2 separate regions of the Homo sapiens genome follow, and region 2 is linked to region 1. Evidence: chromatin loops called from intact Hi-C (ENCODE). Cell type or tissue: OCI-LY7. All regions are shown on one strand. Region 1 overlaps MAPK1 (mitogen-activated protein kinase 1). Region 2 overlaps MAPK1 (mitogen-activated protein kinase 1).

The links. A loop is a pair of places that touch in the nucleus more often than their neighbours do. Peaks named below come from ENCODE experiments on the same cell type or tissue, not always from the same donor. Only the 100,000 strongest peaks of a DNase experiment are listed, where the experiment ranks them.
Region 2: it touches region 1 in a loop (4-fold over the local background); 4 of 110 quality-filtered maps call a loop at or near these places.

Annotation. Positions count from the first base shown.
Region 1 is chr22:21,778,980-21,783,979 of GRCh38, forward strand. All of the region lies in intron 6 of MAPK1 (mitogen-activated protein kinase 1), which reads right to left. Among named protein-coding and RNA genes, the nearest start is that of YPEL1, 46 kb to the left of the region's middle. In OCI-LY7, no CTCF peak of the experiment used is centred here; DNase peaks (open chromatin) are centred at 2,833 and 3,182; H3K4me3 peaks cover 1,185 bases; H3K27ac peaks cover 5,000 bases.
Region 2 is chr22:21,833,104-21,838,103 of GRCh38, forward strand. The region is part of intron 1 of MAPK1 (mitogen-activated protein kinase 1); the gene reads right to left. Among named protein-coding and RNA genes, the nearest start is that of MAPK1, 32 kb to the right of the region's middle. RefSeq lists a silencer at 4,957-5,000. In OCI-LY7, no CTCF peak of the experiment used is centred here; a DNase peak (open chromatin) is centred at 1,948; H3K4me3 peaks cover 1,783 bases; H3K27ac peaks cover 2,794 bases.

The sequences.
Region 1 (5,000 bases):
AAGAAGTCCAGATTCTAGACACAGTGTCTGTGCCCATCAATCCACATGTGACTGAACTTTTCAGTTATCAGAGCCAATAAAGCTCTTTCTTGGGCCAGTAAGTTCTTGTTATGTGGAACTGTGGAACTGAAAAGACCTCAGACGGTTGACCCACCAAACCCGGCCTTCTGGTCTGTGTGAATGACTCACCCACATTCCCTTGCTCCCCAAGCACCATCATTCAATGGTAACCACTGCTTATCTTTTCACATATGTTGTTGAATTCTTTTCTATGCATTTTCTTGTAGAAGGCTGAAATCATATTATGTATGACAAATGCTGTTTTATTTTCCCTTAGTAAATACTGTTCATTAGCATTTTCCCCCACTATCAAAACTTTGTAAAAAAAATCACTTTTAGCGGCCTTAAAATATTCCTTTAAGTAGATGTCTCATAATTTACTCAGCCATTTGATTAACATTTGGCACTTAGGTTGTTTCTAATGCCTAACAGGTGCCTTAAATTAAACACAGACTAAACCAAATTCTCAACTGCTGTCACCCAAACTGCTCCTCCTATAGTTTTCCTCATCTCAGTATTTCCTGTAGACTGTGTGTTCTTGTCCTTTGCTCATTTATTTATACACTGTGGTCTTAGATTTGTCTCTGCTCTTTAGATACTAATAATATTAATAATGAATCTAAAGTTAACAATAATTCCTTAACTCTTTTAATTATCCTATGAGGTGGGAACTACAATTGTCTCAATTTAGGGTTGAGGAAATCATGAAACAGCTTAAATAACTTGTCCAAAGTCAAAAATCCAAGTAGCAGAACCCTAGTTTGAACTCAGGAGGCGGACTCCAGAGCACCGGGTATAACCACTGTACTTTGCTGCCTTCTACAGAACAGTTAGGAGAAGGTCCAGTGTTACTCAATTTAGAACATTTTAGACCTATTGTCCACACCTAATCTAATTTTATTTAGCTTTTAAACTTTTATATGTCTCTCTTTCCTTGATGTTTGTTTTAAAACATAGGAAGTCTTTCTCCATGCAGAGATCAGAAAAATACTGAATACTCTATTGTTAGTTTCTCATGATATAAATTTTAAATAAGTATCAATTCTTTTAGAATTCATTTTGATGTGTAATGATTTAAATTGATTTTCCTCCAAATAGCTATTCAACTAGCCCAGTACCATCTGCTGAATAATAATTTCTTCTCCCTCACTGAAGTCATTTGAGAGAATCGTAAGCTAAGACTCCTTTAAAGAAAAATCTACAATAGTGTCGGTTTAAGGGATACAGCAATCAAAAATTTCCAACAAACATGAAAAAATTTCAATCTCACTCTTAATTACAGAAAAACAAATTAAATGCCACTCCCCCATTTGGTTGGCAGACCTAAAAGTTCAATACCCAGAATTGCTGGAACAAAAGACATGTGACAGAATTGCCAGACTGTCCTCTACAGAGACTCAACCAGTTTACACTCCACCAGCTCTCTCCGAAAACACCCTTTTCCCCACAGCCTTGACCACACAGTAGGGTGTCAAACTTTGATGTCTGCTACTCTGTTGAGGAGGGCGTTAAAAAAAAAAAAGAATTACTGACTTTTCAATGTTTGTATCTTGTATAATGAGTAAACATGAGTACCTTTTATATATTTAAGAGCTGTTTCATCTTCCTTTTCTGTGAACTCTCATTAAAAATTCTAGCTTGTAAGTTTTTTAATCTCTTGAGTTCCCTGAGGTCTTCCATTCATTTCCTGACAAATCTAGACTATCAGTTCTGTAAGAAAGCTCTCTCTCTCTTTTTTTTTTAATGAGTCCTCAGACTTCCCATCTCCAAACAGGTTCTTAATCCCTCTTATTGCTGGTACTATGTATGTCCAGGGCCTTAGAAGCCTTGATGGCACCAAACAGACACTCAAATCTATCCACTGAATGAATGAATTTATGTATGTTTTCTTAAAAATATAAAAACAACTGGCTAGATGTGGTGGCTCATGCCTGTAATCCCAGCACTTTTGGAGGCCAAGGCGGGTGGATCCCGAGGTCACGGGATCAAGACCATCCTGGCCAACATGGCCAATATCTTGGCTAAAAATACAAAAAATTAGCCAGGTGTGGCGGTGCGCGCCTGTAGCCCCAGCTACTAGGGAGGCTGAGGCAGGAGAATTGCTTGAACCTGGGAGGCAGAGGCTGCAGTGAGCCGAGATTGCACCACTGCATTCCAGCCTGGGTGACAGAGTGAGACTCCCTCTCAAAAAAAAAAAAAGAAAAAAAAGAAAAGAAAAATAACAGTGCTGGGTGCGGTGCTCACGCCTGTAATCCCAGCACCTTGGGAGGCCAAGGTGGGCAGATCACGAGGTCAAGAGTTCGAGACCAGCCTGGCCAACATGGTGAAACCCCGTCTCTATTAAGAATACAAAAATTAGCTGGGCATGGTGACATGTGCCTATAATCCCAGCTACTCGGGAGGCTGAAGCAGGAGAATTGCTTGAACCTGGGAAGCAGAGGTTGCAGTGAGCCGAGATCGCGCCACTGCACTCCAGCCTGTGTGACAGAGTAAGACTCTGTCTCGAAAATAAATAAATAAATAAATACATACATACATAAAAAGCAAAAATTAGCCAGGTGTGGTGGCACGCACCTGTAATCCCAGCTATTCAGGAGGCTGAGGTGGGAGAATCGCTTGAACCTGGGAGGCAGAGGTTGCAGTGAGCCAACATCGTGCCACTGCACTCCAGCCTGGGAGACAGAGCAAGACGCTGTCTCAAAAAAAAAAAAAAAAATTAGCCACGCATGGCGGCACATACTTGTGGTCTCAGCTATTCAAGAGACTGAGGCGGAGGATTGCTTGAGCCCAGGTGGCGGAGGTTGCAGTGAGCCAAGACTGTGCCACCGCACTCCAGCCTGAGTGGCAGAGTAAGACCTTGTCTCAAAACAACAACAAAAAAACATGGTAGAACTGTTGAAGTGATGTTCTGAGATTTGGTTCCAAGAGACCTTGCAGCATAGGCTCTTGCTCTTTTGGAATATTTCTGCCATCATGAGAAGCCACTGAGTCTAGTCTACTTTAGGATAAAGAGGCAACTGTAGGAAGGACCAACTGTTAAGACGTTAAACCACCACAATTGAGGGATGGTGAAGGGAGCCAGCAGATGACTGCAGTGCATGGCTGAACCCAGGTGGGCTCAGCAGAACTACCCAGCTGTGCCAGCCCAATGGACTCATGAACAAATGCATGGCTGTTATTTCAAGCCTGAGTTTTGGAGTGTTTTTTTAATGCAGCAATAGGTAACTGATGTAAACTTTAATGTCCAATGTGAGTCTGGCTGAAGGACACTTATGGGTCACATCCCTACAAGGGAACACCATGTAGTCACTCTTTAACAACTAGAGGCCGGGTGCAGTGGCTCACACCTGTAATCCCAGCACTTTGGGAGGCCAAGGCAGGTGGATCAACTGAGGTCAGGAGTTCGTGACCAGCTTGACCAACATGATGAAACCCCGTCTCTACTAAAAATAAAAAAAAATTAGGCCGGGCTCAGTGGCTTACGCCTGTAATCCTAGCACTTTGGGAGGCCGAGGCGGGCAGATCAGGAGGTCAGGAGATCGAGACCATCCTGGCTAACATGGTGAAACCCCGTCTCTACTTTTAGATTGTGTTTTTGTTTGGTTTTGTTTTGAGATGGAGTCTTGCTCTGTCACCCAGGCTGGAGTGCAGTGGCATGATCATAGCTCACTGCAACCTCAAACTCCCGGGCTCAAGCAGTCCTCCCACTTCAGCCTCCTAAGTAGCTGGGACTATAGGCATGCACCACCACATCTGGCTAATTTTTGTATTTTTTGTAGAGATGGGTTCTCACTATGGTGCCCAGGCTGGTCTTGAACTCCTAGGCTCAAGCAGTCCTCCCGCCTCAGCCTCCCAAAGTGCTCGGATTATAGGCATGCGCCACTGCACCCAGTCAGTTTTCTTTTATAGACGATTGTCGATAGTACCTGCGTCACAGGATTGTGTGAATGTTCATACCACTGGCATTTGTAGGTCTAACATCTTTCCATATCTTGCTCTGTTGCCCAGGCTGGAGTGCAATGGTGCAATCTCGCCTCACGGCAACCTCCACCTCCCGGGTTCAAGCGATTCTCCCACTTCAGCCTCCTGCGTAGCTGGGATTACAGGCACCTGCCACCACACCCAGCTAATTTTTTAAAATTTTTATTTATTTATTTATTTAGAGACGGAGTCTCGCTCTGTCGGCCAGGCTGGAGTGCAGTGACACCATCTCGGCTTACTGCAAGCTCTCCCTCCCGGGTTCATGCCATTCTCCTGCCTCAGCCTCCTGAGTAGCTGGGACTACAGGCTCCCACCACCACGCCCGTCTAATTATTTTGTATTTTTAGTAGAGACGGGGTTTCACCATGGTCTCGATCTCCTGACCTCATGATCTGCCCGCCTCGGCCTCTGAAAGTGCTGGGATTATAGGCGTGAGCCACCATGCCCAGCCTGTAATTCCAACATTTTGGGAGGCCAAGGAGGGTAGATTGCTTGAGCCCAGGAATTCAAGACCAGTCTGGCAATGTGATGCAATACTGTCTCTAAGAAAAATACAAAAAATTAGCTGGGCGTGGTGACATGCGCCTGTGGTCCCAGCTACTCAGGAGGCTGAGGTGGGCAGATCGCTTGAGCCCAGGGAGGTCGAGGCTGAAGTGAGTCGTGATCACGCCATTGTACTCCAGCCTGGGCAACAGAGTAAGACCCCATCTCAAAAGAAACAAAGTAAGGCCAGGTGCGGTGGCTCATGCCTGTTAATCCCAGCACTTTGGGAGGCCGAGGAGGCAGATCACCTGAGGTCAGGAGATTGAGAACGGCCTGGCCACTGTGACGAAACCCCATCCCTACTAAAAATACAAAAAATTAGCCAGGCATGGTGGCATATGCCTATAATCCCAGCTACTTGGGAGGTTGAGGCAGGAGAATCGCTTGAACCTGGGAGGTGGAGGTTGCAGTGAGAC
Region 2 (5,000 bases), 54 kb after region 1:
AGATAGCAGCCATGCCCACAACACTAACCCACGATACATTCAGAGTAACAGATGATCTCCAGGACGAATGTTCAAACTTGTGCCGTCTTCGCTCACTCCCGAAAACCTACTTAAGTGATAGAGTATATTTGAAGAAATAACCTTCAAACTATTCAACTTTTATTTTGGGTCAAGATACAAAGCCTTGGTCTTGGAAGTCCTGAAACCTGAATTCAAGTTCTTGTATTGTATCACAGCTCTGTGCTTGTAACCTCGGGCAATTATCTTAACCTCACTGAACCTCAGTATCTTCCTCTGTAAAATGTAAAGAATACTTATCTCACATATAAGGTTACTTGGATGAACAGGTACGTGAACTTGTTTCATAAATTCAATACAAACAGTGTCACTGCCATCTAGATTTTTATCACTTTCATCTCCAATCTCACTTTTTTCATTATTTTAATATAATTTTAAATAATTACCTTTTTTTTTGAGATGGAGTCCTGCTCTGTCACCCAGGCTGGAATGCAGTGGCGCAACCTCGGGTCACTGCAACCTCCGCCTCCCAGGTTCAAGCAATTCTCCTGTCTCAGCCACCCAAGTAGCTGGGATTACAGGCACCCCGCAATTTTTTTGTATTTTTAGTAGAGACAGGGTTTCACCATGTTGGGCAGGCTGGTCTGGAACTCCTCGCCTCAAGTGATCTGCCTGCCTTGGCCACCCAAAGTGCTGGGATTACAGGTGTGAGCCACCGCACCTGGCCCTTAAATAATTAAATTTAATAATCATTATCATTCTTATTCTTTTTGTTGATAACTGTAAACTCTGCATTAGTTTTCCTTATATTTCTTTTCCTTTTTTTTTTTGGAGACAGAATCTCGCCTTGGCTAGAGTGCAGTGGTGCAATCTTGGCTAACTGCAACCTCTGCCTCCCGGGTTCAAGTGATTTTCCCCCCTCAGCCTCCTGAGTAGCTGGGATTACAGGTGCCCGCCACCACACTCAGCTAATTTTTATATTTTTCAGTAGCGACAGAGTGGTCAGGCTGGTCTCGAACCCCTGTCCTCAGGTGATCCACCTGCTTTGGCCTCCCAAAATGCTGGGATTACAGGCGTGAGCCACCAGGCCTGCCCAGTTTTCCTTATATTTCATTAGGCATAAAAATTATGAAGCTGGGTGCGGTGGCTCACACCTGTAATCCCAGCACTTTGGGAGGCCGAGGCGGGTGGATCACCTGAGGTCAGGAGTTCGAGACCCGCCTGACCAACATGGCAAAACCCCACCTCTACTAAAAATACAAAATTAGCCAGGCATGGTGCTGCATGCCTTTAATCCCAGTTACTTGGGAGGCTGAGGCAGGAGAATCACTTGAACCAGGGAGGCAGAGGCTGCAGTGAGCCAAGATCGCGCTACTGCACTCCAGCCTGGGCGACAGAGCGAGACTCTGTCTCAAAACAAAACAACAACAAAAACAAAAAACAAAAAACTCTATCTATCTATCTATCTATCTATCTATCTATCTATCTATCTGCATGCTAATTTTTAGAACATGATAACTACATAGGACTTTAAAATAGTTAAAAGTCCTACCATAGAGTCGAGGTGACTTAGCCAGTCACCCAAAAACAGAGCTAGGATTAACCCTTATTCATTCTTCTGAATTCTATGTTCTTTCCATTATACAAGAATGTGCCCAGAAAATCCTACACAACAGAACTCTGGGAAGAGCTAAGCTGAGAAATGGTACAGAATGCTGCCTTCAAAACCCAAGAAAATAAACACATTATAAACAAAGAACAAAGATAAGACTCAACTGCAAGGAACACAGCAAGCAAATTTTAAAGGGCAGCCCAGGAAGGAGCTGAGAGTGTTAAGTACAAACCATCAAGGCTCAAGAGAAAAGGAGATGGCTTCACAGAATCAAAAACCCACAAGAAGTCAGGCATGATGGCTCGCACCTGTAATCCCAGCATTTGGGGAAGCTGACGCAGATGGATGGCTTGCCCCTACCAGTTTCAGACCAGCCTGGGCAACACAGAAAGCAGTCTCCATCAACACGAAACATTTTAAAAATTAGCTGGGTGTGATGGCTCCTGCCTGTAGTCCCAGCTACTCGAGAGGCTGAACTGAGGGAGGAAGGGACCCAGAATCACCCAGCTATGATCACTGCAGTCTAGCCTGTGCAACAGAGACCCTGTCTCTAAAACTAACTAAAGAAATAAATAGCAGGAAGAAGTAAAAAGAAAGATCTAGGATGCAGGAAGAGAATGAGAAGACACATACCCGGACCCAGCCAAAAAAATAAAAATCAACAATGATTACTCTCGAAATTGATGTTATGAAATCAATGCCAAACAGTAATACATAAATAAATAAATCCTGATACAAAATAGTAAAATGCATGCAGAAATGTAAGCAAACAAGAGTGCAAAAGAATACCTGCACACTCAGAGTCAAGTAGGGCTGGTTCTACATTGTTAAAGGACACAGAGGCTGGCTGCTACACGCTGGGGGAGGGAAGAAATGGAGAGTGACTGCTCATGGGAATGGGGTTGCTTTTTGAGGTAATAAAATGTTCTGGGATTAGACAGTGGTGGTGGTTCCAAAACTTTGTGAATATATACTGAAAACAACTAAATTATATTCTTTTTAAAGGTGAAGTTTTTCTTTTCTCTGGTAGGTAAATTATGTCCAAAAAAAAAAAAAAAAAAAGCATGGTCCCTTCAAACAAAAATCCCTTTTCTCAGATCATTATTTCAGGAGCTAACACTTAAAAGAGAGATCCCTTCACTCTGGAAAGCTGACAGTAATCAAAACAGGGCATGAAAGCCTGGAGCAGGGAGACAGATCAGCTCTGGGAGTTGGGATGGGGAAGAAGAGAGAAATGGCATCTTGATGATACTTTTTATCCTGGCCAACCCACTTCACCAGCGAAAAGCTGATAAGCACTCAAGACAGAGGCCCTACACTAAAGAATTTAAAAGTATACAGGCCGGGTGTAGCAATTTGTACCTGTAATCCCAGCACTTTGGGAGGCTGAGGCAGGCAGATCACTTGAGGTCAGGAGTTCGAGACCAGGCTGGCCAACACAGAAAAACCCAGTCTCTACTAAAAATACAAAAATTAGCCAGGTGTGGTGGTACATGCCTGTAGTCCCAGCTACCTGGGAGGCTGAGGCAGGATAATCACTTGAACCCAGGAGGCGGAGGTTGCAGTGAGCCAAGATTGTGCCACCACACTCCAGCCTGGGCGACAGAGTGAGACTCAAACAAACAAACAAACAAAAACAAAAACAGAACTTAAAAGTATACATCTGGGGGGAGAAAAAAAATGTAGGGGTGGACGTGGTGGCTCATGCCTGTAATCCCAGCACTTTGGGAAGCTGACGCTGTGGATCCCTTGAGCCCAGAAGTTCGAGATCAGCCCTGGGCAATATGGAGAAACCCAGTGTCTACAAAAAATACAAAAAAATTATCTGTAGCCGGGTGTGGTGGCACGCGTCCGTAATCCCAGCTACTCAGGAGGCTGAGGCAGGAGAATCGCTTGAATCCAGGAGGCAAGAGGTTGCAGTGCGCCGAGATCGCGCCACTGCACTCCTGCCTGGACGACAGAGCGAGACTCCGTCTCAAAAAAAAAAATTATCTGGGGTGATGGTGTGCGCCTGTGGTCCCAGCCACTTGGGGGGCTGAGGTGGTAGAATCACCTGAGCCCAGGAGATCGAGGCTGCAGTGAGCCATGATCATGCCATTGCACTCTAGCCTGGGCAACAAAGTGAGGCTGTCTCTAAAAAGTTAAAAATAAATTAAAACTAAAATGAGGGCCAGGTGTGGTAGCTCACGCCTGCAATCCCAGCACTCTGGGAGGCCAAGGTGGGAGGATCGCTTGAGTCCAGGAGTTCGAGACCAGCCTTGGCAACATAGTGAGACCCTGTCTCTTGAAAATAAAATAAAAAATTTAAAAATTTTTAAAAACTGAAAAAATGAAGCAATATAAATGCCCAACAAATGGGGGCAACAGTTATATAAATAACCTGTTTTTAATAAAATTTAACATTATGTTGATGTTACATGTTGGAGTCAGATACATAGAAAAAGGAAAAAATAGGACACAATAGTATGGGATAATCATTACGTAGGTTTAAAAAAACAAAAGAATCCTTGCTGAGAACAGGTCTGGCAGAGCAAAGTGAGCTTTAGCCTGAAGTGGGAGGGAGAAAGTAAAACAGTGGGCAGGGCTCTGGAGGAAAGAAGGATGGTAGTGCTTCAAAGGGAAGCAGAAGTTTTGGCTTTGTTTTATTTTTAGGACAGAAGAGTGATCAGCCCCTAGGAATTTGGATGAGATCATCCAGAGAGTGTGTATGGGACACAGAGGGCCCAAGAACTAAGAACAAAGAGTCAAAGACTTGGGAAAACCAGAGGTGTCTCAGCAAAGTAGTAGATGTAACTTTTTAAAAAGGAAATGGCTTATAACATCAAGTGCTCCAGAAAAAATCAAAATCTTTTGATTTTCCAGGGAGAATGGCAAAAAAAGGGGAAAAAGAATCTTTGGTGAGGAAGGCCTTCAGGAAAAAGCAACCAGTCCAGAAAGATCAAAATCAAGAAAGACTGTACATAGAGTGTGCACACCATCAGTTCAGAGTGCAAGAGTGGGGGTAGGGGGCTAAAGTCTGGCTCTCGTGGGCAGAAGAGGTGGGCACAGAAAGCAGAGCAAGCAGCACGAACCATTCCCGAGAGAGCCTGACTATGAAGGGGAGAGAACAAATGGCACTTGTCTCACAGACTCTGGGGCAGTGCCCAGGAAATTAAATTTAGGACTATATATCAATTTAAAAGTACTGGATAGAGTAACGAAAGTGATGTTTTCAGTAAGTGTTGTACAGCAGAAGGCTTGTTTTTGTTGATTTTAAAAATCTTTCATGGGAGATTGGAGAGATGCTGGTAAAAAAAAATACAGCATTAAAATAAAATCTTTCACTATAAAACTAGCTAGTACGGCCAGGAGTGGTGACTCACACCTGTAA